Regions from separate parts of the Mus musculus genome. Here all the other regions are linked to region 3. The links are chromatin loops, found by intact Hi-C in ENCODE. Cell type or tissue: left cerebral cortex. All regions are shown on one strand.

The links. Hi-C counts contacts between places; a loop is a spot of excess contacts. Peaks named below come from ENCODE experiments on the same cell type or tissue, not always from the same donor. Only the 100,000 strongest peaks of a DNase experiment are listed, where the experiment ranks them.
Region 1: a loop joins it to region 3, with 6 times the contacts of the local background. A loop is called at or near these places in 7 of 42 quality-filtered maps.
Region 2: a loop joins it to region 3, with 4 times the contacts of the local background. A loop is called at or near these places in 17 of 42 quality-filtered maps.

The regions. Positions count from the first base shown.
Region 1 is chr9:14,054,600-14,062,599 of GRCm38, forward strand. No RefSeq gene overlaps it. Among named protein-coding and RNA genes, the nearest start is that of 1700019J19Rik, 31 kb to the right of the region's middle. In left cerebral cortex, CTCF peaks have their summits at 4,241 and 4,969; DNase peaks (open chromatin) are centred at 3,440, 4,057, 4,421 and 4,841; H3K27ac peaks cover 2,282 bases.
Region 2 is chr9:13,885,493-13,893,492 of GRCm38, forward strand. No RefSeq gene overlaps it. Among named protein-coding and RNA genes, the nearest start is that of Fam76b, 62 kb to the left of the region's middle. In left cerebral cortex, CTCF peaks have their summits at 4,345 (motif pointing right) and 6,637 (motif pointing left); DNase peaks (open chromatin) are centred at 4,359, 4,839 and 5,775.
Region 3 is chr9:14,271,529-14,279,528 of GRCm38, forward strand. Sesn3 (sestrin 3) reads left to right here and starts at 4,773. Exons shown (of 10, transcript NM_030261.4): 1 at 4,773-5,101. The coding sequence starts at 5,024. In left cerebral cortex, CTCF peaks have their summits at 3,581, 4,502 (motif pointing right) and 6,170; DNase peaks (open chromatin) are centred at 3,709, 4,595, 5,212, 5,598 and 2 more places; H3K4me3 peaks cover 4,322 bases; H3K27ac peaks cover 3,248 bases.

The DNA of each region.
Region 1 (8,000 bases), 220 kb before region 3:
TTTTTTTTTTTTTGGTTTTTTTGTTTTTTAACAGTCTCACATAGCCCACGTTGGCCTTGAATTCACTATACAGCTAAGGATAACCTTGAAAGCCTGGACTTCCTGCCTCAGCCTATCGAGTACTGGAATTAAGGGTGTGTATTTCCTCCCTATACTGAGAAGCTGAGACTGAACCCCAGGGTCTCATGTATGCTAGGCCCTGGTCCTCCTTCCTGCCTATTCTCAACAGGCAGCCCAGACAGAAGAAATGTCGATGCAATGGCCGTGCTGTGGTAGTGTGCGAGGAAGGAATAGAAAGGGCTAGAGAGAATGTAGAGCAACAGGAGACCTACCTGCCCACAACATGCCAAAACTTTTGCATTTGGCTAGGGAGCAAGCCAGCCTCCGGGACAGTGTTCAGGCTCATGTGACAGATGCTGAGGGCAATAAAGAATTGTGCATCAATGAGAAGGATCACCAGAAACCAAACATGGGCAGCTTAGGAGAGGCTAGTCCAAAATCTGCACCCACTGGGCTCTCCAAGATTCTGATCCAGGTGAACTGGCCCTAAATTTGCTAGAGGTGGGGGCCTGGGCATCTGGAGGAACATAGCTGGTCCTAGCTGTAAGTGCTGGTACCGACTGCCTTTCCAAGCATGCCTGGCTCTGTGAGATGGTCACCACAGGAGAGGACAGACTGATATGCACCCCAGGGTGGTGGAGGCCTGGGTTCTGTGAGCAGCATGAAGGAGTGGGAGTACTAAGGAGAGGCAAGAAGAACCAGTAAAGACCCCATGAGTGGCTAGGGCTGCTTCCTGGTACCTTCCTTCCTCTAGGCTCTCAGGTCAGAGTTGCAATGGAGGTTAAGCAAGGAAGACAGTGGGAGAGGGGCAGGAAAAGGTGGCAATTCTTGCTTTGAGATACTACAAAATTATTTACTTGTATTTTACTGTAACTTTACTGTTTGCTTAAAATAGCTGGCACAAGACACACTTAAAATTCATCAAATTATACCATGTTCTAATAGAATATATAACAATTGAAATCAAATAGAGAAAGAAATCACATCTTAGCAGCATAACATTGTAAACACAGTAAGAAAAGTTTGAAATATGTTCTGTCTGTTAAAGAAACAGAAAAGAAATCAGGAACTGGCACAAAAGGAAAACCCATATATATTACCACTTTCTAATGCTCCTTTCTCATAGCGCCACTGACAAGGAAGCCCTGGCCACCTGCCCTCAGCTGACTGGGGTCCACACATACCCTTTTGGAAAATGTGATAAAATGACTTTGCTGCCCCATAATTACATGGAACAGGATGGGATGGGTGGCTTTCTGGTTGATCTTAACGAGGAACACCTAATAAAAGGACATTTTAAAAACTCCTAAATTCATGGAATTACTATCTTCTCCTTCTCTTTCCTTATTTTTGGAGTGTCAAGAGATTAAGTTGCTGTCCCTCTCTGGCCACTAATGTAATTCTTTCATCTGCTAGCCACCTCTGTGGTCTCACACACACACACACACACACACACACACACGGCTCTATAGATAAGGACCTATCACAGAAGTCATATCTTCAAGAAGCTTACTGGCCAGAGAGGGGAGGCAGGCAATTCTTGTGAATGTTAATTGAGGGCATCCTGACCACCTGAAGCTGCACAAGGCAGAGTTTTCAGTGTCTCTGCCTAATTCCATTAGAATTTACATGGGAGGGGAAGAGCAGAGCAGGTAGGAGGGAGAGGCGCAAGGAGGCTTGCAGACCAATATAAGACACACTACACTGAAGGATTGCCCTTCTCAGTCTTCCTCAAGCAGGGTCTTCTCAGAGACTTTCATGTGGGAGGAAACAGAGAGCCTTCTGTCATATGGAGACCCCTCCCTTCCTGAAGCCCACCATTGCATCTCTGTGTCGACTTCTCCCATTTTGCTTTTGTGAAGAACACACACACTGTTCTGTGGCTCAAGAAGCATAAGCAATAATGCCGAAGGCTGAGAAAAATCAGATGTGAGCAGTTGTGATCTACACAGTGCAAGCTGTCCAGCCTCTCTTCCTCAGGGTGAGGGTAGGATCTGACATCTATCTACACTACACAGATGCTACTGTTAGGGCCCCAAGAAGAAACCCCACAGCTATTTAGGACAGACAGCAACCAGCAAGAACAAGGAAGGGCCAAGCAAGCTCTGGAAAAGGCTGGAAGTCTTCACTGAAATTCTCTTCCCATTATAGCTGTATGCCATGGTTTGCGGAGCCCAGAACTCCCTCCTGGACACTATACACATTTGTGTGTTTCTCGAATTTACTGTTCAAGTTATGAAAGCATCTGTTAAGAAGTCTGGAGAGATGACTCAGTCAGTAAGGGGTTTGCAGCCAAGCATAGTGACCTGAGTTTGACCTTCTAAAAACTGACTTTGCAGAAGCAAAACCAGAATCCCCCAAAAGTTGTCCTCCGAACTCCACACCCGTGCTACAGCAAGCACGCGCCTACCTCCTCTACAAATAAACAAATGTAAACACACACACACACATATATGTATGTATTGATGTTACTGGGACAAGGTGACTCAACTCATCGATATCAGGCGGACTCTCTAAGGGGAAGACTGCAGAGGGGCAGCATTTCATGGAAGAGGATATTTTCGAAAGCTGTGGTGTGTGAGATGAGGCAGGTGAGGAATAGTTGCAGGAAGTTCTGTCTTCCCTCTTCCAGAAGGGTTTGCATCAGATCAAAAGTCTATGAACAGAAAAGAAAAACAAATCTTTCCCTTTTTGGCATCCTGTAAGGCCAACATTAAAGAACTTTCTAAATTGATGAATTAGGTTTCTAGAATACACGGCTGGGTGTTATCCTAGGCAATAGTTCAATGGCGAGCAAAGCTTACATTTGGTGTGCTGTGGGCAGTGCCCAGCAGGGAGCCTGAGATGACAGAGGCTAATATCAGTTAATCCTGATTGTCAACAGGACACACATCTCTAGGTGTCTATAAGCGTGTTTCCAAAGAGGTTTAACTGAGGTGAGAAATGGGGTTCTGAACTGAGTAGAAGAAGAAGCCACACCACAGTGCCAGGTCTCATGTCCCTGCCGTCATGCCTTCTCTTTCATGCTGGACTAAGGTCATGGGCTAAAGTAAACCTTTCCTTCCTTGCGATGCGCATTCCAGGTCCTTTGTCGCAGCATTCAGGAGAGCAGCTGATGTAGAAGGACACAGGCAGCTGTGCCGCTCCTCCTTTTCCCGTTGAAAGTCATCTGCCTTCACACCTTTCATGGCCTCTCTCCTGCTTCTAACCTGAGAAACCATTTTCTGTTGCCGCAGATATTGTGAGGTCCAACACAGAGAGAAGTTCGGGATTGTTAGGCTTCGATTCTAGCTCTCACACCGCCCTCTGTCAAGCTCATGCAGGCTGAGAACAGAATTCACTTCCTCAGGGCTGGGCCCTAGGAGCCAGTTTTCCAGCCTGTGTCTGTCTGGCTGCAGCTGGGAACCAAACTTAGGTCCTACCTAGCATTTCCTATCATTTCAAACTCACTTGTAGGGTTTTGCTACAGAGACTGCTATAACAAGGCTACTTACTTCATCAAAACTCAAGTAGGATCTTTTGTCCAATCTGCTAAGAGAGAGTCTTAAAAATCATGCAGCCATCCCAGGACAGGCCTTCTGTGACCATCCCCACAGTTAGTTATCTGCAAGCCAGTCACAGGTAGGATAGGATTCTACCCACTCTCAAGGGGAGTGGACTATGTAGGGTATGGACACATGGGACCACCTGAGGTCTGGCCTCCATCTGCACCTTCAGCATTATGTCTGGGTGGCTGCCTCCTGCATCCTCCCTCTGAAGTTAACTCTTTAACTCCACCCCAGAAAAACAGTCCAGGTCTAAAGGGACATTGTTAGCACCAAGTCTAAATTCAATAAAAGCATCATTTTAGAATACAAAGACCTGCAGATCCCCTGGGGCTCCCATCACTGTGGAGCCTGCACCTCATTCTGAATGCAGGCTTGCTGTTTTTCTTCCTGTTCCTTCTATCCCACGGCATCTATATTTATAGCAACTCCTCTTTGGGGCAAACAATTTCACCATGATTTCTGGCTTCTTGTTTTTCTTCCTTGAGTGAGTGTATGACCAAACTGCACCCTCCCCAGGGGCTGTTCCTACCTGTGGTCCTTGAATTATTGTGTGACTGGCCAGCTCCTCCTACTTTGGCTCTGTGCACTCAGAATTTTTCCACAAAAACAATTTCTCTTGTGAGACCTTGGTGTTTTTTTTTTTTTTTTTTTTGCCTTCCTGTGGTTTGCCTGCCTCTAGGGAAATTATCAGCTGTGAGTTGAATCTTGCAGTCTGCACTGTGCCCTAACTCTGAGGGATGCTTTTCTTATAGTCAACTGGAAAGGTACCAGGCTTAGAAAAATACCATCAAAGACAACTTAAGCCCCACGGAGCTGCCAGTGCAGTTTAATGAATGCTGTGTCCCTGGGGCTGGGGAGTCTTTACAGCTCCCACACACACCAAGCAGGGATTTAATCCCCTGCTTCACCTCGCTTTATACATGGTCTAGAGTGTTTGCCAAGAGCGTTTAAAGCCCCAGTCAGAGTTTCTAGTCGTCAACACCAAGTGAGAACTCTACCCCATTACTTGATGGCAAGGTCCACTCAGATTAGCCCTTTGTGCTACAAAGGGACCAATTAGAAAACTATTTTTCTTTTTCTAAAGAAATTAGTCAAGGCTCAAAATAACCAGGAGGTTTATTTTTCTCAGCGTGTAGCAGCAGGAAGAATCAAAGGCTCCTTGGGTTCCTATGGCTCGCTCCCCATTTACACAAACAGGTTTGACGAAACTCAGTTTCTAAAAAAAAACATTTAGTTAAGATCAGAAAATCCCAACTGTTTCAAGTTGAAATTTCCATGTCTGAACCAAGTGTTTTTTATATCCTGTTGGCTCAGCCTAACCACGGCCTGTTTGGAAGCTTCGCAGGGAGGAGGCTTGTTGACTGTACAGGCCACTAGGGGACCTTTATGGGAAATGACTTTATGGCTCTGTAGGACACTCATCAGTAATCGTGAGTGCAGAGTAACCCATATACACAGGAGAACACCTGGCCTCCTGTTAGGACGAAACACACAGGGAAGGATGGATTTCCTCTCTGTGAGCAAAAATCACACAGCCTACAAATATGGCTTTACTAGACACATGCACACAGTAACACATATTCCATGCTTGTGATAATTTTATAAATATGTAGGTAACATATTTTACGATAGGAGTATACATAATTTTACAACCAGTGTTTATCGTGTAATCTTTATGCACACATGTATTTCACCTTGAAAGTAATACTTGTGCAAGGATAATAGAAATCCTGGTGGCCTGTGGTTCTGTCTCCTCTCCACCAGGTCAGCTATTCTCAGATGATGGTTGTGATTTCTGCTTTCAGAACCTGTGGTTCTGCTTCCTCAGACACTGGCTGTCTTACTGGTTTTTTGTTTGTTTGTTTGTTTGTTTGTTTGTTAGTTTTGCTTTTGGTTTTTCTTCCTCTCCCCCACTCCCCGTTTTCTTCCCCATCCCTTTCTCATCCTCACTTCAGCCCTGATCTCAGCCCATACTTTTTAGTTTGTTTGTTCGTTCGTTTGTTTTTAAGTTTGTTTCTCATTATGGATGGTTGTGAGCCACCATGTGGTTGCTGGGATTTGAACTCAGGACCTCTGGAAGAATAGTCCGTGCTCTTAACCACCGAGCCATCTCACCAGCCCTGTTTTCTTTTCTGCTATTAGCTTTGTACTATAATCTAGGAGGACATTTCTATTGTTTTGCCCAACCCAAGAAAAGTCCTAAGGCATTTTCTTAATTTCTTCTGTTCTCAGGTTGTACCCTAATGTGTTGAGGCATGTCTATCTTTGGCTAATTCACTAGGCACTCTGTGGGATCTTGGTCTTTAAGGATAGCCTCCAGGCACCTCTAGGAATTCTCCTGTGCTTTGCCTTTCAAATAAGTTTCTGCCCTTTGGTATCCTTGTCCTCTCTAGATTTCTCTTTAATAAAGTCCCAGCTGTCCTGGGATTAGATTACTCTTTCTCCACCACACCTCTGTCTGACTCTGACCCTCTCCTCTCTCCTCTCCTCTCCTCTCCTCTCCTCTCCTCTCCTCTCCTCTCCTCTCCTCTCCTCTCCTCTCCTCTCTCCTCTCCTCTCCTCTCCTCTCCTCTCCTCTCCTCTCCTCTCCTCTCCTCTCCTCTCCTCTCCTCTCCTCTCCTCTCCTCTCCTCCCCTCCCCTCCCCTCCCCTCCCCTCCCCTCCCCTCCCCTCCCCTCCCCTCCCCTCCCCTCCCTTCTCCCTCCCCTCCCCTCCCCTCCCTTCTCCCTCCCCTCCCCTCCCCTCCCCCTTCCTCCCTCTCTCTCCCTCCTTCCCTCTCTCTTCCCCTGCTCCCTGCCTCCCCCTTCTCTTCTCCTGACTTAACTTGGTTTTGTAAGCTGAGAAGTTCCCTAAGTTCAGCTCATGTTATGTCTTCCACGCACACATGTGTAACATTAAAACTCCAGCCTCTTATTTTCAGGTTTCAGAGTATCCTTTTTGCTTGTCAATGTGCTTTTCAAATGTTTGTTTCCTTTTTCTGCTGAATCCTTGCTTACATAGTCTTGAGTATTTCTGAACATACTGAATTAGTTCTCTCTGGTAAGTTCTCTTCTGTTCCCTGATCACCTTTTGTCTTCCATAGTATGTGTTTGTCTTTCTTGTTGTAGGCTTTCCTCAGATATCTGTGATTTTTTATTTTGATCTCTTCAAATGTCAGTATGAGCAATAAGACTCAGTGATCCTCTGTGGTTCTGTAAGATAAGTCAATGGTAGGCTTTCTCCGAGGGGAAGAAATAATACAAGTGAAAGTTTACTGCTTGGGTATATCCTTGAATAAGTTGTATAAAGGAGTATTATGAATATCTTCATCCTCTAGAAATGAGTCAAAATAGGCTCTGTGATGAGAATTTAAGGGAAATTCCCAGGTCACCACAGCTGATCCCAGCTCTCTGGCCACCTGCTGAGTCTGAGTGTGAGCTGAAAATAACTCTGCCATCATTTAATGGTGTATTCAGCCTCGCTGGCCGGCTGCGAGCTGCTGAAGAGCTTGCAAGCATCTACCATAGCTTCCTATGGAACACTCTGCCAGGGACTTAAGGGTCATGTTGCTGACGTTTGTTGTAAATTTTGGATCTGGTTAGCATTGGTTAGTATAATTTGCTTATTATTTCTTGCCTTTACTACTTGAACTCAAGTCAGGTAATGGGAGGACAACCCCCACCCCTGAAAATTTTGCTCAGCTAATGCGTTTTGCAATCACTGGGTTTGGAAACTTCTTTTAATAGCCTTCACTAATTGCTTCATTTGGAAGACGTCAGTATCTACCATGCCCTTGTGATGAAAGAGAAAGCACCGATCCGATCCGCAGTGCCAGGGGTAGGAATCTCAGCCTGGACGGCAAGGACTAGGGTCAGCTCATAAAGCAAGCATGGACCGACCGCATACTGTAAATAAGCACAGAACAGTTCTCAGAGCCAGAGTTCAGTGGACTCCTGCTCGGGGCATGGTTTGCTAGTTAGGTCTTGCAGAAATATGAGGCTCTGGCTGGGTAACTGATTCATTTATTCCAAAAGCTGTCTTTGCCTGAGTCTCTGCAGAGCAGAGTCAGGCTGAATAACACTTAAGAGTGCATGCCTGTGATCAACCCTGACCTTAACATTTTTGCTTTTGTTTCTATAGGATAATTATCCGTCCCCTCTATAAACCTTCATTTTCTTATCGGTGAAGAAGGAAGATAGTGCTATTTACCACACTGACTAAAGTGTGGTACTAAAGGAATAAATTTTACTTTCTTTCTCCTTTTCTTCTTCCTTTCTTAATTTCTTTCTTTCTCTCTTTCTTCCTTCCTTCCTTCCTTCCTTCCTTCCTTCTTTCTCTCTTCTCTTCTTTCTTTCTCTCTCTCTTTTTCTTCCTTTCTTTCCTTTCTTCTTCCTTCTCTCTCTTTTTTCTTTCT
Region 2 (8,000 bases), 390 kb before region 3:
TGTGTAAATTTGTTTTTATCATGGAATATCTTGTTTTTTCCAACTATGGTAATTGAGAGTTTTGCTGGGTATAGTAGCCTGGACTGGCATTTGTGTTCTCTTAGGGTTTGTATGACATCTTTCCAGGATCTTTTAAAAGTCTCTGGTTAGAAGTCTGGTGTAATTCTGAGAGGTCTGCCTTTATATGTTGATCTTTCCCCTTACTGCTTTTAATATTCTTTCTTTGTTCTGTGCATTTGGTGTTTTGAATAGTATGTAACAGAAGGAATTTCTTTTCTGGTCCAGTCTATTTGGAGTTCTGCAGACTTCTTGTATGCTCATGGGCCTCTCTCTCTCTCTCTATCTCTCTCTCTCTCTCTCTCTCATTAGGGAAGTTTTCTTCTATAATGTTGTTGAAGATATTTACTAGCCCTTTAAGTTGGCTATACTCTCTTCAATACATAGTATCCTTAGATTTGGTCTTCTTATTGTGTCCTGGATTTCCAGGATATTTTGAGTTAGGAGCATTTTGCCTTTTTTTTGATGGTTGTGTCAATGTTTTTTATGATATCTTCTACATCTGAGATTCTCTCTTCTATCTCATGTATTCTGTTGGTGATGCTTGTATCTATGACCCCTGATTTCTTCCCTAGGTTTTCTATCTCCAGAGTTGTCTCCCTTTGTAATTCCTTTATTGTTTCTATTTCCATTTTTAGATCCTGGATGGTTTTGTTCAATTTCTTCACTTGTTTGGTTGTATTTTCCTGCAATTCTTTAAGGGATTTTTGTATTTCCTCTTTAAGGGCTTCAAGCTGTTTACCTGTGTTCTCTTGTATTTTTTTAAGGGAGTTATTTATGTCCTTATTAAAGTCTTCTATCATCATCATGAGATGTGATTTTAAATCCGAATCTTGCTTTTCTGGTGTGTTGAGGTATCCAGGGCTTGCTCTGGTGAGAGAACTGGGTTCTGATGATGCCAAGTAGCCTTGGTTTCTGTTGGTAATGTTCTTGTGCTTCCCTCTCGCCATCTGGTTATCTCTGGTGTTAGTTGGTCTTGCTGTCTCTGACTGGAGCTTTTCCGTGCTATGGGCCTGTAAGTCTGTGATTTTAGGTATGTCAGCACTCCTGCAGAGATCAGCTCTCTCTTGAGAGGGGTTTGTATGTGGAGGGTTGTGGAGCAACCTTAGCTCCTGGATGCAGATGGTGACCAGGAGGATCCTGTCCTCAGCTGCTCTGCTGTTCCTGTGCCCTGGCACTCCTGGCAGGCCCTGCTTTAGACAGTTATTGGAGAGAAAGTGGTGATCTCAACTCTGAGCTTAAGAGTGAGCCCCCTCTCTCCTGGTGGAGACTTGCCTGCAGAGGGCTGTGTGGCAGCCTTAGCTCCAGGGTGCCAGTCTGAGTGTTTTATAAAATGTACGTTCTGGGATGGGCTTAGGGCCTTGTGCTTGCAAAACAAGCATTTTCCTGACTGAACCATTTTCCCAGCCCAGTGACCTGGACCTGTAACTGCCTGGCCATTCTCTCAATTTCTGCTCCATCCTTATCCCTGACATCTTGTGGGCAGGACAAATTGCGAGTCAAAGGTTTTGTGGATAGGTTGGTGTATTCATCTCTCCATTGGAATTCTTGCCTTGTTACAGGAGGTGACTACTTCAGGTTTCATGTCCTCTACTGCTAGGAGTTTTAGGTCACTCTCATAGATTCCTGGGAGTTTCCCTTGTCCTGATTGTATCAGAGATGCACCCTCCCCCACCAATTTCATTTCTCTCTCTCAGTTCTATCTGCCTCCATCTTCCCTACACTTGATTCCCCCTGTTCCCCTCTGCACTCCCTCTCTCACCTAGTTTCAAATGTCCAGTATCCTTAGTCATCAGGGAAATGAAAAAAAAAAGACTCTTAGATTTTATCTTACACTAGTCAGAATGGTTAAGATAAAAAACTCAAGGGATAGCACATGCTGGTGAGGATGTGGAGCAAGAAGAAGACTTCATTACTGATGGGAGTGCAAACTTTACAACCACTTTGGAAATCAATTTGGCAATTTCTCAGAAAATTGGGAATAGTTCTACCTCAAGATTCAGCTATACTACTCTTGGGCATATACCCCAAAGATGCTCTAACACCACAATACGGACACTTGCTCAACTATAGTCATAGAAGGTTTATTTATGAATAGCCAGAAACTGGAAACAACCTAGATGTCCCTCAACTGAAGAATGGGTTAAAAAATGCAATACATTTACACAATGGAATACTACTCAGGTATTAAAAATAAGCATATCATGAAATTTGCAGTCAAATGGATGAAACGAGAAAATCTAATCCTGAGTGGGATAAGCCACACCCAGAAACACATGTGCATGGTATGTGCTCCCACAGAAGTGAACATTAGCCATAAAGTACAAGATAGCCATACTACAATCCACAAACCCAAGGAAGCCAAGTAACAAGAAAGACCCAAGGATGCTTGACACTCACTGAGAAGGGGAAGCAGAATAGACACTGGGGATGGATGCACAGACAGATTTTAATGAAAGAACAGTATTTTAATGAAAGATCTAGCCCATATAAATACAAAGGCATGTCAAATCCCAAAAGGAGCAGCACAGTGGGTCCCAGGAGGACAGATGAGCTAGCCAGGGGCCTGTGCAGAGCTGAGAGGCAGACTCTCCAGCTGCAGCTGGAAGCTTCTGTGGACCTGGAAAGACCTAATACTTCTTTCAAGCCCAACAGGAAGAAGAAGGTACAGCTGACCGCTCTCGGGCAGAGAGAAGTGTCTCTTACTACAGGGAAAGTTAAGAAAATGATCTAATTCAGGACTGAAATCTGTAACATAAAACCCAACCCAGGGCCCACATTCTTAATCTCACTCCACCAGTCCCACAATGCTCTTCATGCTCTACTCCTGGATGTGCATGGGCTGAGTCCCATGGTACTCACACAGATGGCACCGTGCCGTGCTGTGCTGTGCTGAGTTCATGTAGTCCAGAGGCACTGATGGACACGAGGATTTCCCAATTCCGTGTTCAGGTGATGGCTTAAAGTTGGCACAATGGGAGAACTTACACCACAGAAAACAAACACTACACGCCAGGACTTTCCCCCTGCAAGAACTGGTTATTTAGAACTCCTCAGGATTCTGCTGTCTTGGTATGCTTTGTGTACGAAAAGATATGATGACTATCTGCTTCCAGATGGTCTCATGGGCTTTGTGGAGTGGTCTCCAAATGGTCTCTCATAAGGCTTTCATAGTGTTCACAGTAGGTACAGGAGGACATTTCCTGTGTGGAATTCAAGGAGATAAACCTATTAAAAGCAAATCCCTTCGTGCTGCCTTGGTGGTTCTTCCAGCTTCTACAAGTGGGCACATTTGCCATGAAGGGTGCGACTTGGCAGAGCCCCAGAGCTCTGGTACAGGGAAAGATGTACAGCTCTGGGGGTCGCAGCTTCACATCCTGCTCATTACTTCCTATTTGCCCTTGTTAATGCATCAGCTTCCCCCAACGCCATCTTTATTAGGAATATTGATGATCTAAGCCTGTGATGGCTCCCTTCCCTAGATCTTCAATAAGTGTTACCTTCATGTCCTTCCATGGATCCCTTCTGGGGACCAGATGTCACTGTCTAGGTGTATTTGTCTGTTCGTTCGTTTTCAGGTGAGAAGGATCTTATTCTTGTCTAAGTCCTGATATGTTTGTTGACTCTGAAAGATGTGGCTCAAGTCTGGAGAGCAGGAAAGTGTGCCAGACCTTTCTGAAAGGAACCCTAGCCAGTGCAAGCAAACCCAACAGCAACACACAGAAACACAGTAGAAACAGCCACATGCAACAGCCCGCAGATGTGGGCCCTGCAGCGAACCACAGTGTCCCGGGCTAAACCTAAAAACCCCAGGAGAGGTACACTGACAATATCGGACAGACTCAAATGTGGACTCCCATCTAGGTGGCTAAAACTTGTTAATTAGGAGGGAGGGGTGACGGTAAAGTAGAGCTCAGTTTATCTCTTTCTTAGCTGCTGTGTCCAGAGTCTCTTTCCTTTTGCTCTGTCACCCAAGCTTTCTCTTTTTTTCTTCCGATTGCCCTTTATCGCTTCTCTATGCGGTCAGGGGTAATGAAACTTGCCAGCTGCATCTGCCCTTGAATTCAGTCCCCAAGCATCCTCAGGAGCAGGTGTCTGGAGCAAAGAGACATTTAAAGCCTTCTGTCTTACTCCCTTCTCACGTTTGGAGGCTGCTTTTCTTCCTCTTCTTTGATCTCACAGTCTGAGACGCACAATAATTACAAATATTAGAGTTGGCGTAGGGCGGTCAGGATGCTTGGAGCTGACAAAGGGACTCTTGTACTGAGAGTAGCGGAGGGTGAGCAGTAGGTGGCGCTCTCTAGCCAGCAATGCCCGGTGGGATTGGACAGGTCAGAGTGCACCTTTGTTCTGGAAGCTTGAAGGGAGAAGCTTTTCAGCCCATCTACAGGAATGGCTAGATCTTGATTCCCGTCCTAATTTTACTTCTCTGAGCTATTTAGCATCTTCATGACGTGTTGAGGTCTGCAGAGCTGGGGGAAGCTGGGAAATGAACTGCCTAAAGATGTTACTAAAACTCATTTTAACTGCTGGAATTAATAGATGGATTGATATTCTGCCTGGATGTCAGGTCGGTGGTAATCTTTCAGAGAAAACGTTGTGCTGGTGTGGGAGCCTCCTCATCCTTCCACAGCACTTCATGTCGTGTGATCACTAAACTTTATGGTGATATATAAACAAATAGTCAACAACAACAGATCTTCTTAGGAAGTGTGAAAAAAAAGTCTATTTCTATTTGAGGAACCTTTGGAATGCTCAACGTAAGTGGGGCAGGTTTGCTTAGTGTCACTATGGCAACACGCTCCACACCTGCTTCCTGGCCCAGTAGAGGGCCAGCGCTTGGCTCAGGGCTTAGCTCTGGTTGGGAAATTGATCAATGTGGACTTGAAGGCTTCACCCCATTCCTATGCTATGCTCTAGAAAGGAGGATATTTCTCTATTCACAACCCTGACCCCCCCTCGCCTTGCCTACTATGGAGACCCTGGCAAAAATGTGGCCCTGTGATAACATGTCATTTACAGCCAGCAGATTCCCCCTTGTCTTAGGTATGGTTGCTGTGGAGAGACACCATGACCAAGGCAGTGTATATAAGAAAGCATTGACGTGAAAGCTTGCTCATGGTTTCAGAGGTCCCTATGATCATCACGGTGGGAAGCATGGTGGCAGGCAGGCAGGCAGGCAGGCAGGCAGGCAGGCAGGCAGGCATAGCACTGGTGCAGTAGCTGAGAGCTTACATTTGGCTCATAAGCACTTGGCAGAAAGAGAGGGGTTTGAAACTTCAAAGCCTCCCTACAACAAGGCCATGCCTCCCAGTCCTTCCTAAACAGTCCAACAGCTAGGAACTAAGCATTCAAATAGAAGACCTTACATTCTCATTCAAACCACCACACCTTATTTCTCTCCTCATACCGTGTGAATTATGCTGCTCTTCTCAGGAGGGACAGCATTCTGCTCCACTCTATTTGATTAAAGTGTCCCTCCACCTCCTCACCAACACAACCCTGCTTCATGAGTGCTGACTATCCCAGTTCATCTGGTACTGCTATGATCAAACAAACAAACAAACAAACAAATAAAACCCTGAAGTTCCTAATTACATTTTAGGATGTCCAATCACTCCACCCAGTTTTGGATTTATGAGATACACATGGCTTATCATAATTCCTTTCTAGCTTGTCTGAAGCAGTGGCCTCGTGGGGGTGGAGTAGAGGCCTAGAGCCAAAAGCACCAGTCATGGGGGCTAGCAAAGGAGAAGCTGTGAGACTGAGTCACACGTGCCTTCTCTGAAGTTGTATATCCCAATGCAACCTCTTAGGACCCTTCTGCAGGCTTGTGACCACTGGTATGTCCAGACAGGAAAACCCTGTGTCCTAACACTCTTGAATGCCTGTTGCTAGCATTCACCTGCTCAGACCAGCAGAATGTAAGCTACTGGAGTACAACAGTGCTGCTGTCTCAGTGAAGGCAGCATACACAGCTTCTAACCGAGCATTTGAAGGTCTTCCCACTGTGAGTCTGCTGTCAACTTGGGGCTGCTTCTCTATCTTTTTTTGTGTTCATGGAGAATATTTTTCACATAATTATGTAAATCTAGAGATAAGGTCCTGTCTTACCCTGGGGATGGGGTGAGGGTGTCACAGCCAGCATGTAACATAATCTCTCATATGAATAGCTGTTACTATGTTCCTAAAGGGCTACCAACACAAAGGAAGCAGGCAGTTTTGCTCAAAGCAATAAGCAAGAAAGGCAGAATAAGTCCCAGAAAATTGGTTTAGTCCCTGGTAACTGTGCTGGTTATACTTCTCCTTGAAAATTACTAACAGGAATCTACTTTAAGGGGTAGATTGCTTTGCTTTGTGTTCAAAGGGACACCGTCCATCATAGCCAGGATGGTGTGGTGAAAGGGATTATGAGCTGGGTGCTCGCATTGCACCTGCAGTCAGGAAGCAGAAGCAGAGCAGTAAGCGGAGCCTGGCTAGGAAGCCTCAGGAGCAAGCCCAGTGAAGCACTCCTCCAGCTGGCTCCACCTCCTAACGGTTCCACAACCTTCCAAGACAGCGCCACCTGCTGGGGACCAAGGATTCAAACACACATGCCTGGGAGGCACATTGCGCTTTCCTTCCATCATTGATCTTTCACTGCTGTGCTAGCTGGCTTCTGGATACACTGGTGGATGGGTCAGTGAGTTTTCTTCTTCTGTTCCCCACCCAGTAACCAAGCTGCATCAGCTTCCTCAAGTTCTCCCTTTCCCCTCTCCCTCTGAAGACTAGGCTTAAAATAGAAGTTGTCAGAACTGTGTAGGCTCAGGGCTTAGAGCTCAAAATGAACCTGGATCACATGGCCTTGGAAGGGCTAACCACAGAAGTAGGGTGAGAGTTTGCTGAGCTCTAAGATGCACTTGTCATCAAAGCACTATTATTTGGAAAAGCCACAGCTTAAAGTTCTGTGATACTCTTTCTGTCTCTGTCTCTTTGTCTCTATCTCTCTCTGTCTCTCTCAGTCTTTGTGTCTCTGTCTCTCTCTGTCTTTCTCTCTCTCTCTGTGTGTGTGTGTGTGCTGTGTGTGGTATGTATATGTGTGGTATATGTATATATGTGATGTGTATCTGTGTGTTGAAAGGGCTCCTTCACCATCTCTTAAAGACTCACCAAGACTCCCAGCTTTTTTGTCATCCAATACATACTTATTATTATGTATTGAATTAACTTGAAGTGACAGATAGCTATTTTATTAGACTATCACTGTGAATCAATCATATTAAAATGCTGCTGGCTTGATCGATTTGATTCCTTCAAACTTTGGGTCCTCTTCAGGCCAGAGGTTTTAGGAATTAGGAGAGTACACTGTCTTGAGTCTGAGATTGCTTTCTGTTAGGAGACAAGCCGGAATGGGAAGAAGTAACTTCTACAAAGCGCCCAGTGGCTGCTGTCTGACTGGGGAGGGGAACAGTGGGGTTCATTGTGTGGTGAAGGTTTTGTTCACTGGTGTGAAGGAAGGGGTATGTCTCTGGAGGATTCTGCAGCATTTGGTGAGCACTGAGAAGGTGCTCCGAGCACTTTCTGATGGAGCTATTGAAAAGTCAGCGTTACAAGGCTGCACCCCTTTCTCTAGTAATGAAAATAAACGCAGCCCTGGCACACAGGCTGTAATCTGGAAATGGGTTTCAGAAATCCACTCTACTGAGTAAATGGGCTATTACAGCCCATCATTATGGAGGCCAGGAATGTACATAGACTAGAGAGAGGCGGGAGTGGAGCAAGAGGAGAGGGGAGTTAACCATTTCAAGATGTGATAGACTAGAAAGTTTAGCCTCTAAGTTTTCATCTGCCTAATGTTCTTATTGACAGCTAAAAAAAATCTCAAAAACTGTGAGGGATTGAGCTTCCCCCCCCCCCCACATATAAGTGAATATATTAGCTGGGTAGTTTCTTAGATGCTTTTC
Region 3 (8,000 bases):
GACCCAATCTTTCTGCTCCACAGAATTAGTTTTTATGGGCAATTCTTTACACAAATATTTACTGGAATCCTTTTATAAGATCCCATCACTGTTATTAAAGATTAGGAAGACCTTCCCTGAAAGAATGTTTGAAAGGAAGAATACAAACTCATTGGTCTCCAGGATGTTCTGAGCACTTAGCTGGAGCACAGGTAAGACTTAGGGATGTGTGGAGCTCTACTTATGTCCTCCAGGGTTCAGAGTCTGTGAGGAAGCATTTTTATCATCACTCCAGCAGAGAGCTTGACGGTAGAGCAGAAGCCTAGAAAGGGACCATGATGCTTGGACAAGCATTTGAGTTCAGTAGGAAACCTTTCAACAGAAGAACGGCAATGAGTCAGTAGGAGAGGGAGGGTACTCAGGTGGGTTGAATGTTAATGGGCTGACACTAGAGGTGACAGAGCAGATCTGTGTATTCAGATGACTGCTTCACTGTGGGCTCTTTCAAACCTTTCCACAAAATATGCTCAGCAAGTGTTTGAGGGCCTTCAACTAGGCCTATTCCCCTGTACTCTAAAATTCTCTACCTACCAATGAGAGCTGCGAAGCAAAAACTTATATATGAGGAAGTTTATTACAACATTGGAACACCCAGAAACAATGTGAAAGTTCAGCCATAGAGAAATGGAAAGTAGTTATGGTGTTTCTGAGCCCTAAAACTTGATGCACACCTTGTTTAAAAAAAAGTCACATTTGAAGAAAATTTCTAAATCAGCAAATGGTTATGACATGAGTTTCAAATCATGCAAAATATTTAATAAAGATTCACCCTAAGTTTTTAATGGAAATATTCAGTAGAGTGCAGAAAGATGGCCCAGCGGGAGGCTGTATCTGCAGGAACCTCATGGCATAAGTGATTCCTGGAGCGAAGGTAGTAGGAGGGAAGAACCACCTCTCTCACTGTTCCTCTCACCTTCATGCCTTTGCTCCTGAGTACACACATGTGCACTCAATAGATAAATAAGAAAAACAAAGTAACAAGAAAGGAACTCTTCACAGTGGTAGCAAGTTTCGCCCATATCCTATTTTTAAGCATCTTCCCTATTTTAGACAACAGAGGATTGGCATTTCTTCTCATTTTGAGTAAAGTCAAAACAGCTGGCTTTCATCTTTCCCTCCAAGTGATCACTAGAATCCTAAGTTGGTAAGTCACTCCGTAGGTCTCATTCTCTCCAGCCAAGCTGGCTAGTGCAGGAAGGAAGGCCTCAACAGGCAAAGAACTGAAGAGAAAGGCAAGAGAAAGCTGGATTCTACCAGGAGAGAGAACACATATGAAGAAAGCCTGGGTATGAGGACCCAAAATGTCAAGACCAGAAGAAGATGACTCAATGGCCCTGAGCACTTCAGGGAGGACCACACAATCACACATCACAGGCCAATCTAAGAAATGTTACCAAACCCCAAACAACAAAAAAACACAAGCCTGGTGTCACACACCTTTATTCTGAAGCAGAGGCAGGCACATCTCTGAGTTTGAGGCTAGCCTGGTCTATAGGGCAAATTCTAGGACAACCAGGTCTATGAAAAGAAACCCTGTCTCAAAAACAAAACTAAAACCAAAACCAAACAACAAAAGGAAACGTTACCATGAAGTAGATGATTCATAGCTGAATAAATAGCTCTAAAGACAAGGCTGATCAAAATGGAAGGTGGTGGACAAAAGAAACCTTCCTTTAGTAATCTTAGGTAGAGGATATCAGTTTTGCCAGCATGGACCCTGTGGCCATCATTTCTTGGGATTTATTTATTAAAGAATGTAAAAGACCTCTTTGTAAAAGAGACATTTGCTCTTAGATGGGAAAAAGGAAAAGTTATAAAAATATTAGAAAACTATTTGAAATAAAACACTATTTGAGGGAACTTCAATCTTTGGACTAAATTCACTTCATCCTTCAGCTTCTCCATTGTTTTAATATGGATTCACAGAAAGTCAGCTTTAGAACACAAACCCACTGGGCATGGCAGTGTGACACTTTAATCCTAGTACTTGGGAGACAGAGGTAGTTGAATCTTTGTAAGAGTGAGGCCAGCCATAGTGAATTCCAGGACAGCAAGAGCTACTTAGTAAGACCCCATCTCAGAGAGAGAGGGGGGTGGGTGGGAGGAGGGAGAGGCCCAGCCAAGAATATAGATTAAGAAACTCAGCAAAGAAAGGACCCGATATAGCTGTCTCTTATGCCGGGGCCTAGCAAACACAGAAGTGGATGCTCACAGTCAGCTATTGGTTGGATCACAAGGACCCCAATGGAGGAGCTAGAGAAAGTATCCAAGGAGCTAAAGAGATCTGCAACCCTATAGGTGGAACAACAATATGAACTAACCAGTACCCCCTGGAGCTCGTGTCTCTAGCTGCATATGTATCAGAAGATGGCCTAGTCGGCCATCAGTGGAAAGAGAGGCCCATTGGTCTTGCAAATTTATATGCCTCAGTACAGGGGAACGCCAGGGCCAAGAAGTGTGTGTGTGTGGAGGTGGGGGTGGGGGGGAGGGTATGGGGGACTTTTGGGGTAGCATTGGGAATGTAAATGAAGAAAATGCCTAATTAAAATAATAATAATAAAAAAAAGAAACTCCGGAAAAATGGGAACACATATGTGTTTCAATTTTCAGGAAAACAAACAAACAAACAAAAAAAACCCAAACCAACCCAACAAAAATGTCTTGCTGACTTTCTGCCTAGGTTTCTTGGTTCTCTGCAATGAAAGGCACACAGTATTTTCTTCCTTCATTGAGTTTTCTTAGTTTTACCGTTTCTTTTCTTTTCTTTTCTTTTTCTTTTTTTTTTTTTTTTTTTTTTTTGGACAGGGTTTCTCTGTATAGCCCTGTCTGTCCTGGAACTCACTTTGTAGACCAGGCTGGCCTTGAACTCACAAATCCGCCTGCCTCTGCCTCCCGAGTGCTGGGATTAAAGGCGTGCGCCACCATGCCAAGCAACTTTTACCATTTCTTTTAACTGAATTTTTAGCAACCTACCCAAATCACTGCTGTTCTAGACTATGGAGGTCTACCCAGCATCAGACCACACTTTGCTATCACTAGCTAAATGGACCTTCACCTAACCATATCACCTAGATAGACCCTTGAGGTTGTTCAGTCTGTTTAAACCTGTGCGGGCAGATTTTCATCTCCTTTGTTCTTTGTGTAGGCTTGTTTAAGGTGTAGGTCTCTAAAGAGATGGAGTGGAGACAGATGTTGAGTATGGAAGAGATTGGTAGTTTGAACAACAGTTTGGTCTAATGGCTTTGTTATGCTAACCGTGCAGGCTTCTCCAACAGCGCCTTCCCGATTTTACATCATAGTACACAAAATTCCTAACACAGGGTAGTATGTTAAATTAAAAACAATACAAGAAAAACAATACAAGTAAACCAGTGGGTCGGTTCTTTAAAACCATCTCCACAGATACATTCTACAAATTGCAGGCCTTCACAATTCCTGACACACTCGAGACCTTTAGAAAACGAGAAGCCGAGAATACAGATTAGGTTCTCAAGAGCGAAAACAGGTGATGTCATAGCACGCAGTGCGGTGTGGTCACCGCCAAGGCCGGCTGGGGAACTGCAGTTCTTGGGAGCTTGGTGCTCTGCGCCAGTAGCAGAAGCACCCTATCATGGGCTCCACGACACCGGTGAGCACCCTGAGCCAATCAGGTGCTCGCTTTGCACCGCCTTTGTTCTCACTGGGGAGCAGGCAGCCAGAGTCTGGTCTGCAGTCCGGGGTTGGTGTTTGGCCCCTCGGAGTACCTGGCTCTCTCACTCGCCTGGGTTGGGCATCTGGCCAGCCGGAGCTTTCCTCAGTGACTTATGCCTTCTGTCTCCAGAACATAGAAGCTAAACCCTGACTCACCGTTGTCAGTTTTGAGAGAGGAAGGTCCAGTCCAATCGTTTTAAATGGCAATTCGTACTCAAAACCTTCCATCACAGGCAGGGATTGTGCTCTGCAAGTTTCTAACCAGAGGCCTCCCACAGGATTTGTGTGTGTGTGTGTGTGTGTGTGTGTGTGTGTGTGTGTGTGTGTGTATCAATCTCTGACTTGTTCATGATAAACGAACTTTCTTTGCTGTGAGAACGATCGTCGGAGAGAGGGAAAAACCCCTAAACCAAAGATGTGTCTCCGGGTCTCCAACTCCAATAGCTGTGTAGACTTCTAACTCTACAGCCGTAGGTAGTTGGTCTTTCGTACCAGATTTACAGAGTGCATAAAGAACATAAAGTTCTTTGAGATCTGTGGGAGCAAAGTGCTGCAAGACCGCAGTCTTCCTCACAGCTATTAGATTTAGATCCATGGAGAGAAAGCTGAATCTCTGCCCCGGAGGAAGGAACGTTCTAGCGTCCACCCGGCCCACTCCCGAGAGATCAGGAAATGTTTAGCTAGGTCTCAGATCCTCTAGCGAGCTCTAGCTTCCAGCTATTTAATCTCACTCTCCATTCTGCACGGTTTTTGCAGAGAGGCGTGGCTTGTCCTGAGGGTGGCGCTAGAGTTCCTGATAATTTGCATACACCACACCTCCATTTCTCATTGGTAGATTGGAGTCCCTCCCACCCCACTACCTAACTAACCCAGGGTCACTCTTCAGCATCGAGCCTCGGAGATAAACTTAACTTGCCCGGAGATTCGTGTTGCTCTCGCCTCCCGCGATTGGCCGGAGCCACTCATTGGATGCGGGTGCAGAAGGGGGCGTTGCCGGTGCCGTCTGGTTGGCGGGAGGGGGCGGTGCCCAGCGCGGCTGCCCTGAAGGCGGCGGGCCTCGGGGGCGGGGCCGCACTGAGAAGCTGAGACGGCCGCGGCTGCTCGTCCTGGCTGGCGGGGCGGGGGTCTGGCGATGGGGGCGGGAGGAACAACGGGTCGCTGAGTGCCGCGGCTGCCGTCCCCGCCGAGCTCGCGCGGGCAGCCGCTGCGCCGTCGCTGCCGCCCGACCCCCTGAGAAGAGAACGTTGAAGCAGCCCTTCGCTAGCGGCCGCGGTGACAGCCCGGCTCCGGCGCGATGAACCGCGGTGGCAGCAGCGCGTCGGCCTCGGCCAACTACCTGCTCTGCACCAACTGCCGGAAAGTGCTGCGGAAGGTACGGCGCGGCCGCGTCCGGCGGCGAGGCGCTCCCCACGGTCCGGGTCCGGGCGGCGCTTGCGGGGGAGGGGGGACGAGAGGCAAAGTGTCCCCCCGCGGGTCCCTGCGCCCGGCCCCTGGGCTGCCGCCGGGTCTGCCCCGAGGCTGAAGGGATGCTGGGATGCTGGGAGGAACCGGCTCGGCTGGGGATGGAGGCTGGCCTGAAATCACAGCAACCAGTTTGGTCTGCAGGAGACTGGCTGCCTCTCCCCGGTGGCTGACTCTGGGGGGGTGTTTTCTTCGACTGGGTCGCTTCTGCCAGGCCTACGGTGCCTTGGCACCGCCTCTTGACATTCTCTTGGTGGGTCCCGAAAGGCACCATGAAGGCATCTTGAACTTTATACCCATAGGAAATGCTGTTCGATCTTCCAGCGCTTTCAGCTTGGGTTGGTGGAGGTGGAGGCTGAAGACGACTTGGGTTCGCCCTCCTTATCATCCCCCACCGCGATGTCGATCGAGAAAATCCGACCCAGGATTGGCTTATTGCTTTCCAGAGTGACTGATAGAAAGTTTACTCCAGTATTGTTTAGCTTACTTGGCTTAATCGCCCCGTGGGGGATGGGGATGCAGGGAGAGAAAGGATGACAAAATGTCCCTGTAGACGCAGAAGAGGTTTTAATAAGATCTGAATAGCCTCCTTGACTAATATAATCTGTTTCTTTTTTACACTCTTATTTTTACATTGCATGAAATGAAATCATTAGGTGAGGTGTTTCTGTTTGTCCAGCACCAATGAATTAAAATTGCTGAGCTGTGCATATTTGAGAGCTAAGATGAATATGGTGCCGTTTTTGTCAATTTTCCTATCTACAGTCAATTTAGGATTGCTCTTTATGTCCTAGGAAAAACAAGCAAGCACATAAATAAGCAAGCTCAAATATTTGCGCTCTTTGTCCAAAAACTGTTTTTCTTCCTCTGTGGGTCAGGCCAAGTGCCAATCAAAGTTGTTTTTCAAGCCTCTTTTCCCTGCCGTGGAGCTGGTTCTTCCCCCTCCTTTCTCCTATTTTATTTGAGAGCGTCAGGAAAGCAAAGGAATTGCAGGTTTGAAGTTAATCAAACAATTAAATACGCCTTAAATTGTGTTTATTGGATATGTTTCTCTTAAAAAAGATTTTTATTAAATGTGCATGTTGAGTATGTGCAGTTATTTTTTTCCCCATAAACTCCTGGATCAAATTACAGTTGATACTTGCTCAGCTCATTGTAGGGCAGCTTGTGAGAAATGGAATGGATCAGAAGCTTGCTTGGTTCAGCGACGTTGAATGTTAACTCTTTCACTGCTGGACCACATGGCATCTGAATAGAGGCTTTAAAACTTATTGTTTCTTAATTTTTAAGCTGAAACTGTCTTTGTCAGAAGAAACAGGGCCAGTGAAACCTATTTAATTCAACTTTCTCCCTGCTAAAATGAAAGGAAGTTTTTATCCTAATGTGGAGAACAGTGCTATAACTAATTTATTTAAGTGATATGATTCTATTTCAATGGAAGCACATTGATTTTGTTTGTTTGTTTGTTTGTTTGTTTTTTTGAGACAGGGTTTCTCTGAATAGCCCTGGCTGTCCTGGAACTCACTTTGTAGACCAGGATGGCCTCAAACTCAGAAACCCGCCTGCCTCTGCCTCCCAAGTGCTGGGATTAAAGGCGTGCACCACCACCGACCGGCCACATTAAAATTTTTAATAAAAAATTTAAAATGAATGGCATTTGTTTGGCTTGAGATAGAGACTCAGCTTTGCACCTTTTTATTTTTCTTTTGAAAGAGCTTTGATTAGTGTCATGAATCACTAGCACTACTGACATATTTATGTTTTTCTTCCAGTTTTTTAAGAAACTAATATCTCTGTTTACCTAGGTAGACCATCTTACTTCCAACCATAACTATAAGAAGTATGTGCAAAGTGGGCATTCACAGTTTTCTATTCTATAATTGTGCACACCTCTGCCAGTATCCAGTTTTCAGTAACTACAAGATGTTTAATTTTGACTCATGTAGTGGCATGAAATGAGTTTAGATGAGAAAAGAATTGTTTATGCCAGTTTAGACATGATCTGGCAACATTTGAAGCTTTATGAGATTGCCATTCTTAAACACTCTAGTAAGAAATCAGTATCTAGCATTAAAGGCTTCATCATCCTAAAAATGCCACACAAAAATTTACTTGTAACTCTAACGTTTTTATTTTTTGATAGAAAGTTAAGTCTACAGCCATCACGGCTCAATTCTTTGTTTTCTTGCTTCCGTATACTAGTGTGCAGCAGTAAGCAAGCACATTGGTTTTAGTGGGGTGAGGATCGCTGGGAAGCATGATGAGTGTCTCCTGCATCCACATCAATGACCCTTGGCTATCAGAACTGTCATCAATAAGGAGCAAATGCCTTTACCTTTATATAAGGCAGAAGGCCTTTTCCTGGCTGTGAGCAGTATATGCACTAGATGATGGCTTCTGGAGAAACCTTAAAAGGAACTCAGTTAACCTTCAAAGGAAATAATTTGTTTTAACTCTGAGTCTGAACAGTCAATTTTGTGTTGTGTGAGAGTCTTGTTTATCCTTAGAAGTATCTTCACAGTTTTGGTCCAGTGTCTTAGAAAATAAAGAGAATTGTTAAAGTATTGAAACTATCTGAGTTGGTATCTGATTTGGGTCATAGAAGTACAAAGAAGAGAAAGCAAGAGCATCCAATCTATAGCACTAGGTCTGTCTGCTCTGTCACCACTATACAGTTTAATGCACTTTCTAACAAGAGGAAATACTGTTTACTTTTGAGAACATAACAAGACTTGAAATATAAAGCATTTTACCTGAATAAATTCCAGTAACAACCACAGGGATCTAATCTTTAATTTCAAACATGAAAT